Regions from separate parts of the Mus musculus genome. Here region 2 is linked to region 1. The links are chromatin contacts, found by Hi-C or POLR2A ChIA-PET in ENCODE. All regions are on one chromosome and are shown on one strand. Each heading gives the region's core, a stretch centred on a gene start or an enhancer-like site at or near the end of the contact. The rest is flanking DNA. Distances are from core to core; before and after follow the strand shown. Region 1 holds the start of Fzd2 (frizzled class receptor 2). Region 2 has its middle 20 kb from the start of 2810433D01Rik.

Region 1 (4,388 bases), core at 1,518-4,017:
CTGGAGATAAGTTTGTCCTGGATGGAAATTGAAGATGTATAACTTATACCAGAGATATGTTCTCAATTTCATACTAGACTGAGGTTCCTAGTACTAGACTGTGAGGAATAGCAACCTGTCTTACTGTGTTGTTTTGTTTTTAAAGATTTATTTATTTTGTGTATATGAGTACACTGTAGCTGTCTTCAGACAGGACAGAAGAGGGCTTCAGATCCCATTACAGGTGGTTGTGAGCCACCATGTGGTTGCTGGGAATTGAACTCAAGACCTCTGGAAGAGCAGTCAGTGCTCTTAACTGCTGAGCCATCTCTCCAGCCCTTACTGTTTTTTTTTTTCTTTTTTAAATTGATTATGTTTTATTTATTTTATGTGTACTGGTGTTTTACTTGCCTGCATGTGTATCACACTTACATAGTACGCAGGTCAGAAGAGGGTGTCTGATACCCTGGAAATGGAGTCACCGAGGTTCAGGAGTACTAAGGAGGTTCTGGGAATTTTACCCTTTGAGCCGTCTCTCAAGCCCCAGAACACGTTCTTCTTAAAGAGAGAGGGAAAGGAAACATATTCAAGACTCCAATAAGGAAGTTGAGGGTGGTGTCACACGCCTTTAATCACAGTACATCTAGAAGAAGGCAGATCTTGAGAGTTTGAGGCCATCCTGGTCTACACATAGAGTTTCAGGTCAGCCAGGGCTATACTGGGAAGCTCTTTAATAAATTCCAATAAAGAGCATATTCAAGTTGTAAAGAACTTGAATACTTGTTTGTTTCTTTTCTTTCTTCCTTCCTTCTTTCTTTCTTCCTTCTTTCTTCTTCTTTCCTCTTTCTTCAGACAGGGTTTCTCTGTATAGCCCTGGCTGTCCTGGAACTCACTTTGTAGACCAGGCTGGCCTAGAACTCAGAAATCCGCCTGCATCTGCCTCCCAAGTGCTGGAATTAAAGGCGTGCGCCATCGCCACCCGGCTTTTTTTCTTCTTTCTTTCACTCTCATATTGCAGCCAGTTAAGTCTGGCCAGGAATGTCTGGTAATTCTCCTGTCTCAACGTCAACTTCTGAGATTACAGGTGTGAGCTACTGAGAATTTACAATGATTCATCTAGTCAAAAAACCAAAACCAAACCAAACCAAAAACAAAACAACGAAACCAGGTGAGGCCAGGTTCATTGTATCCTCTTCTCTCCTTTAAGTTGCTGTTCCACGGTTTCTGAATACAGCCCAATCCAAGATGCCTGCAGGGAGCAGCTTCGCCAGTTGGGAGGATTTGGCCCATACTGAGAAGCAAAAGCGGCTTTCTAAACCCAGTCGTCCTGTCCTTCTTTTCAAGTTCTCCTCCTCTTTCTCTCCAGAGAGACAACAGAAATAATTGATCCATCATCCGGTTCCAGACACAGATTTCCATGCAAATTCCCTTCCCTCTCCAGACCTCAAAGTTACAATCCTAGTGTGAAGGGAGTTGGGGGTGGGGGGCATTTCTTCGGGCCACCTCACCCCTCAGCCAGGTGAGAAGTGAGAGGAGAAATTCTGTACTACAACCCCAGCCTTCCTCCCTCTCTCCAGCCGTACACACCATCTTTCTGGTGTGGAATCACTTAAAGTTTGGGTAAAACTCCCTTTTCTCCCAGGAGATCAAATCTGGAAGCTTTTAGGAGGCGGAGCAAGGATTGGGAGGGAGAAGGCAAATTCCCCAAAACGTTCGTCAGACCTAAGAGAGTCGTTTCTTTACTCAAAACTGCCCATCACCCCCGCCACCCCACCCCCCCAGCCATTAACTTTCGATTAAGACCTCCTCCTTATGGCAACTAAACTTTACTTTGCATAATTAAGATTTTCCTCGGAAAGGGGGTGGATTGAATCCTCAGCTCCGGGCCTTTCTCCTTCACTTCACCCCCCAACCCCCGCCCCAGCCCCGCAGCCTGGCCTCTGAGTTCCTGAATTTTCTCACTTTGAGGTGCCACTAAACACAAAGAACCATAATGGGCTCCTTTGTGCTCGCTATGGGGCAATTACACCCCGGAGTCCCGGCCCCTTTAAGAGCCTCTTAAAGAGACAGGCTCTCGTTTTTCAGAGGGTTACTTTTGGGTGTGTGTAGGGGGAGGGGCGAGGAAAACTTCTAGGAGTCCTTGTTTAGGGTGAAGTGACACTTTTACCTCGACTCTCTGAGAGGGATTGAGAGACGTCTTTGCAAGCTATTCGCTAACGTGCTTTAAAAACATACATATTTCTCTCTCTCTCTCTGTATATATTTTTTTAAACGGGATTTTTCACTTGGTTTTATAAATGGTACTGAAAAGGGGGGAGGGGGCGGTGAGCAGGGGCAGGAGCAAAGAGCTCTTGTACCTCAGAGGGTTTGGGCTCTAGGGCCACAGATTAGGCTAGAGTTGTCTGGGTCGGATGCCACTTTGAGAAAACGTGTCTCCGGATCTTTCCTGGGCGACTCCGAAGCAATCACGGACTGAGCAAACAGCTCCTAATATAATAATAGCTTGTCTCTTTAAAAAAGCAGAAGGAGGGGGGTAGAGTTTTCTTGGCATCTGGTTTCTGATCTCATTATGTTGTGGTCGACCAATCCAGCCCTTGGGGCTGGTCCTCCAGTTTAAATCTGATTGGCCGAGAGCACATTTTGGGATGGTGCAAAGCTCGACGGGGCGGTTTCAAGGATCCCTTTTGAGGGGGGGCTGAGGAGAGGGCGGGGCCGCCAGTGGGGGCCCCCTTGAAACCGACTAATTGGGATCGGAGAGGCCGAGGTGAGGGCTGAAGGAGGCACAAAGGAGTCGCTGGGTAGAGGAGGGTGGGGAGAGGGGAAGCCCAGAGGCTAGAGGAGGAAGAGGAGCTAGGGCAGCGGTGCGCCGCGTCTCCGACCCTCAGTCCGACCGCGGCGAGCCAGCAGGCGGGTGCGCCGCCCCCTCCCCCGCCGCCCAATCTCCCCAACTCTGCGGCCGCGAGCAAAGTTTGCAAGGAGACGCGGGAGGCGGCCGGGCAGCTAGGCGGCAGCGGGGAAGGCGCGCGGTCTCTGGGTTGGGGGCGGGGGCTGGGGGGCGCCCAGGAGCCGAGTGGGGGGCGGCGGCCAGCATGCGGGCCCGCAGCGCCCTGCCCCGCAGCGCCCTGCCCCGCCTGCTGCTGCCACTGCTGCTGCTGCCGGCCGCCGGACCGGCCCAGTTCCACGGGGAGAAGGGCATCTCCATCCCGGACCACGGCTTCTGCCAGCCCATCTCCATCCCGCTGTGCACGGACATCGCCTACAACCAGACCATCATGCCCAACCTTCTTGGCCACACGAACCAGGAAGACGCGGGCCTGGAGGTGCATCAGTTCTACCCGCTGGTGAAGGTGCAGTGCTCGCCCGAGCTGCGCTTCTTCCTGTGCTCCATGTACGCGCCGGTGTGCACAGTGCTGGAGCAGGCCATCCCGCCGTGCCGCTCCATCTGCGAGCGCGCGCGCCAAGGCTGCGAGGCGCTCATGAACAAGTTCGGCTTCCAATGGCCCGAGCGCCTCCGCTGCGAGCATTTCCCGCGTCACGGCGCGGAGCAGATCTGCGTGGGCCAGAACCACTCGGAGGACGGAGCTCCTGCGCTACTCACCACCGCGCCACCTTCTGGGCTGCAGCCCGGCGCGGGTGGCACCCCGGGCGGCCCTGGCGGTGGTGGCTCGCCACCGCGTTACGCCACTCTGGAGCACCCTTTCCACTGTCCCCGCGTCCTCAAGGTGCCGTCCTATCTCAGCTATAAGTTTCTGGGTGAGCGCGATTGTGCCGCGCCCTGCGAGCCCGCACGGCCCGACGGCTCTATGTTCTTCTCGCAAGAGGAGACTCGTTTTGCCCGTCTCTGGATCCTCACATGGTCGGTGTTGTGCTGCGCTTCCACTTTCTTCACGGTCACCACCTATTTAGTGGACATGCAGCGATTTCGCTACCCAGAGCGGCCCATCATCTTTCTGTCCGGCTGCTACACCATGGTGTCAGTGGCCTACATTGCGGGCTTCGTTCTCCAGGAGCGCGTGGTATGCAATGAGCGCTTCTCAGAGGACGGTTATCGCACGGTGGTGCAGGGCACTAAGAAAGAAGGCTGCACTATACTCTTCATGATGCTCTACTTCTTCAGCATGGCCAGCTCCATCTGGTGGGTGATTCTGTCCCTCACCTGGTTCCTGGCAGCCGGAATGAAGTGGGGCCACGAGGCCATCGAGGCCAATTCGCAGTACTTCCACCTGGCCGCCTGGGCCGTGCCGGCCGTCAAAACCATCACCATCTTGGCCATGGGCCAGATCGACGGCGACCTGCTGAGCGGCGTGTGCTTCGTGGGCCTCAATAGCCTGGACCCGCTGCGGGGCTTCGTGCTGGCGCCGCTCTTCGTATACCTGTTCATCGGTACATCCTTCCTGCTGGCCGGCTTC
Region 2 (3,933 bases), core at 315-2,814, 40 kb after region 1:
AAATTACCTCTATATACAAGAGGTAGTACCCCTGTGTAGGCCATCTATACAAGATGAGATGCATGGGGGTCAGGGAAGAAGAAGAGGAGAAGAAAATGTTCCTGATGGCAGTAATAGCTTGCAGGGTGACTATTTGGGGGAGAGGCCTGGCAACAATGGGAAAGTCGATGGTCACACTAATGTCATGGCTGGCAAGCGAGTGACTGCTCTCCCCTGGCTTGTCTCTCTGCTCCACTTGGTGCACCTGGCTCCTTTGTCCCCGTGTCTTCATTAGGTAGAGCAGATGTCCTTATACCCACACTGTCTCCATCCCAGGTATCATGACCTCCAGTCCAGGGATACTCAATGAAGTCAGTGCAGTGGCTGGGGGTGGTAGGACACTGGGTTTGGGGGTCTTTAGGAATCTAAGGACATATAAGCCAGAGGCAGTGTTTCCTAATTGAGCCCAGCATTGACTCTTGGCTTTGTATATGACCCATATGCCTGCGAAGGTTCTCCGAAAGGTTATATGGAAGATTTGCCCCAATGATAAAGCAGAATTCAGGGCCTCGGAATGCTAGGCAAGTGTCCTATTACCAAGTTATACCCCAACCCTAGAAAAGAGTGTTTGTAGCGCTGTGGGACCCTCTGTGATTACAAGCGGCTCAGCACAGGCATCTGGAGAGTCTTGCCCCAATGCCATCCAGCCTCTGGGAAGGCTGTCTTTGTAGCCTTTGCAACGGGAAACAATACTGCTTTGTCAAAGACTTCCTTATTGTTTTAACTTAAATTCCTCTACCAGATGGCGGGTTCTCTAAGCGCTGTCTAAGTGCTGCCTCCCCTCACAGAGGGAGTTCTGGGACACCTTCTCAACAGCTCCAGTCAGGTCCTGGCTCAAGAATGGGAGAATAGGGGCTGTAGAGATGGCTCAGAGGTTAAGAGCACTGACTGCTTGTCCAAAGGTCCTGAGTTCAAATCCCAGCAACCACATGGTGGCTCACAACCATCTGTAATGGGATCTGAAGCCCTCTTCTGGTGTGTTTGTCTGAAGATAGCTACAGTATACTTAGATATAATAATAAATAAATCATTAAAAAGAACGAGAGAATAGAGCTGTGTGACACTTAGGGAGTCCTACTTGATTCTAACTTCATAGCCTGACTTAGGGTCCCCACGATGAGGTGAGTCTCAGGTGCCAAACCTCTGGTTAGATGAGAATGACCCCCCTCTTTTCCCTCAAGAGGACAGGGTTCTTTCTCCTTTCAGGTTCCCAACACACACACACACACACACACACACACACACACATACCCCCCACACACATTTATATATACATATATATAATATATAAAAAGTATATACTTCCTTCCTTATTTATTTCTATAAGACTTCATAGTCTAGGCTGTATTTGAAGGCCAATGCTCCTGCGTCATCCTCCTGAGTGCTGAGATTATAGGGAACACCACCACAGCCAACTCCAATACATGAACTGTTAAAGTGTGGGCCTCTTCCATATGGGATAAAGGGACAGGGTGCAGTCTGCCTCTGGAATGAAGAGGTCTGAACTCCGGCGTGCCAACAGTACTGCAGAGGGTCATGTGCAGTCCTTTGAAGGCTCTGAAAGCTGAGGCCTGAGCTTCCAGGCTGCCACAGGAGTGAGTCACAGTCTAACAATGTTATCTGTCAAGTGCTGCCGCTCCCTGGGCTGCCCTTGTCCACAGCCTCATGCGGCCTGGATTCCCATAGGTCGCCCCTTGACCTTACGGTCTCTGGAGGCCTCATAGTCCGAGATCTCCATTCCTTCCTAGATGGTTAATCTAAGGGGGAGCACTGGCAACGAGAGGGAACAGAGATGGAAAATGCTGGAATATGAGGCAGTTGTTACGCAATTTAGGTCCAGGATTCTTGGAAGATTAAGAAGGAAGGCAGGAGGAGCTCTGAGGACAAAAGGCTGAGGCTGTGTGGCAGAGAATGGACTGAGGTGGCGCTGACACAGATCTGAAGTATGTCTGGAGACTTAAAATCACTGATACGTGTGCTTTAAAAGGATGAGTCGGGGCTGGGAAGATGGCTCATCAGTGAAGAGGGCTCACTGCTCTTGCAGAAGACTCAGGTTCAGTTGTCAGCACCCACGTTCAAGAGGCTTACAACCAACTGCCTGGATCTCTAGTTCCAGGGAGATCTGATGCTTTCTGGCCCCTGAGGGTACCTGCTTGGATATGGTGCACATAACTCACACAGGTGCACACATTAAATAAAACAAACATTTTTAAAAGCTTTTGTTTGTTTTCTGTTCTTTTGTTTCTTTGTTTTTTTGTTCTTTTGGGTTGTTGTTGTTTTTGAGACAAGGTTTCTTTGTACTCTGGCTGTCCTGGAAGTTGCTCTGTACTCCAGGCTGACCTCTAACTCATGGAGATCTGTCTGCCTCTGCCTCCCTAGTGCCTCGATTAAAGGCCACCATATCCGGTCCTAAAGTTTTTGTTTGTTTGTTTAAGGACTGAGCTACCCCCCTATAGTCTAGCTACTAAGGAGGCAGAGGCAAGAATAGAACCTAAGGCCAAGAGATCTAGGCCACCCCGGGCAACACAGCAACTCATCTCAGAAAAGAAATGGAACAATTAGCTTTAGGACATTTTTAAAAGATTTATTTATTTTTATGAATATAAGTACACTGTCACTGTCTTCAGACACACCAGAAGAGGGCATTGGATCCCGTTACAGATGGTTGCGAGCCACCATGTGGTTGCTGGGAATTGAACTCAGGCCCTCTGGAAGAACAGTCAGTGCTCTTAACCACTGAGCCATCTCTCTAGCCCTTTATGATGTTTCTTATACACGCATACACATGTATATCAATATAAAACTAATTTTTTGTTGTTTTGAGGCAGGGCCTTATACAACCTAGGTGCTGCTCAAACATATTATGTAGCTAAGTATGACCTTGAACCCCCGATCCTTCTGTCTTCTTGCAAATGCTGAGCCTGCAGGTGTGTGGCCCGAATACCCTGTCCACACTGTGCCGAGAATCCCTCAGAGCTTTCAGTGTGCTATGTAAGCACACAACCAAGCATGCCACATCCCAGGTCCTAGAGCTGGGTAGAAGGTAGGCAAGTTGACCCCATAGGAAGGTCACATTGCTGTATGTATAAGTAGGAGGAGGGACCTGGCTGCCCCCAGGTTTGAACATATCTAGATTTGGACTGCAGAAGTAACATCTGGGCAGAGGGTGAGATTGGTATCAGCCCCTGCTCTCATATCACAGCCTATTCCAAATTAGGCAGCTTTTCTATGAACCCTCAGTCTCCATTCCAGTCACCCCCAAACACTATCACCCCAAGTGTCCTCTTCCACTGATTCAGAATATGCTTTCCAGCATACATCACCCTGGAAATTTACAACATCAATGCAAACATCTGTCTGCATTTCCAACTCATTCTGTTCTTGCTCCCTTCTTAAAATGCCCACTTTTAATTTTTGCTATTTTTACATCTTACATTCCTTTAAACACTGTAAATCCATCCCCCAGCAAGGCAAGATATAAATATTTTAAAAATATAATTTGCAAGGCACCCTTGTGTACATTTTCTCTTTTGATGTTCACACGGAGTGCACAGAGAAGGTGCAGCTATCTCTATTTTTAGGTAAGGGAGATTAAGGAGCCTGGTTAAGATCATGTGGCTGTTGGAGGGGGAAGCAAGCCTCCTAACTAACTCTGGGATTTCACTCTCCTCTCTGCAGATGTGTTGGAAGTCATCTTCTTTTCCTTCTTCCTCTTCTTCCCCCTTTTCTCCTTCTCCTCCTCTTCTTCCTCTTCCTCCTCTTCCTCTTTCTCTTCCTCCTCCTCCTCCTTCTTCCAGCTTTGTCGGCACACAGATCACCACCCATCATACAGACTGGTCCTTGGCATCCAAGTGTCTCTGCTCATCTGTTAGCTCCAGGCACACCAGGGCCGTG

Evidence for each region. A loop is a pair of places that touch in the nucleus more often than their neighbours do. ChIA-PET counts read pairs that join two places held with the same protein, here RNA polymerase II (POLR2A).
Region 2: a map of heart shows a loop between it and region 1 (3-fold over the local background). The contact joins the enhancer-like site here to the promoter of Fzd2 in region 1. A Hi-C loop is called at or near these places in 7 of 37 maps with a recorded cell type or tissue (gastrocnemius, heart, left cerebral cortex and 2 more). POLR2A ChIA-PET finds 5 or more read pairs at or near these places in 2 of 5 experiments (Patski and embryonic stem cell).

The regions. Positions count from the first base shown.
Region 1 is chr11:102,601,664-102,606,051 of GRCm38, forward strand. It overlaps Fzd2 (frizzled class receptor 2), which reads left to right and starts at 2,768. Exons shown (of 1, transcript NM_020510.2): 1 at 2,768-4,388. The coding sequence starts at 3,069.
Region 2 is chr11:102,642,372-102,646,304 of GRCm38, forward strand. No RefSeq gene overlaps it. Among named protein-coding and RNA genes, the nearest start is that of 2810433D01Rik, 20 kb to the left of the region's middle. Within about 2 kb of position 1,565, at least 1 of the 3 ENCODE cell types and tissues checked has a DNase peak (open chromatin) inside an H3K27ac peak, as active enhancers do; it is heart, where a contact is called at or near this core.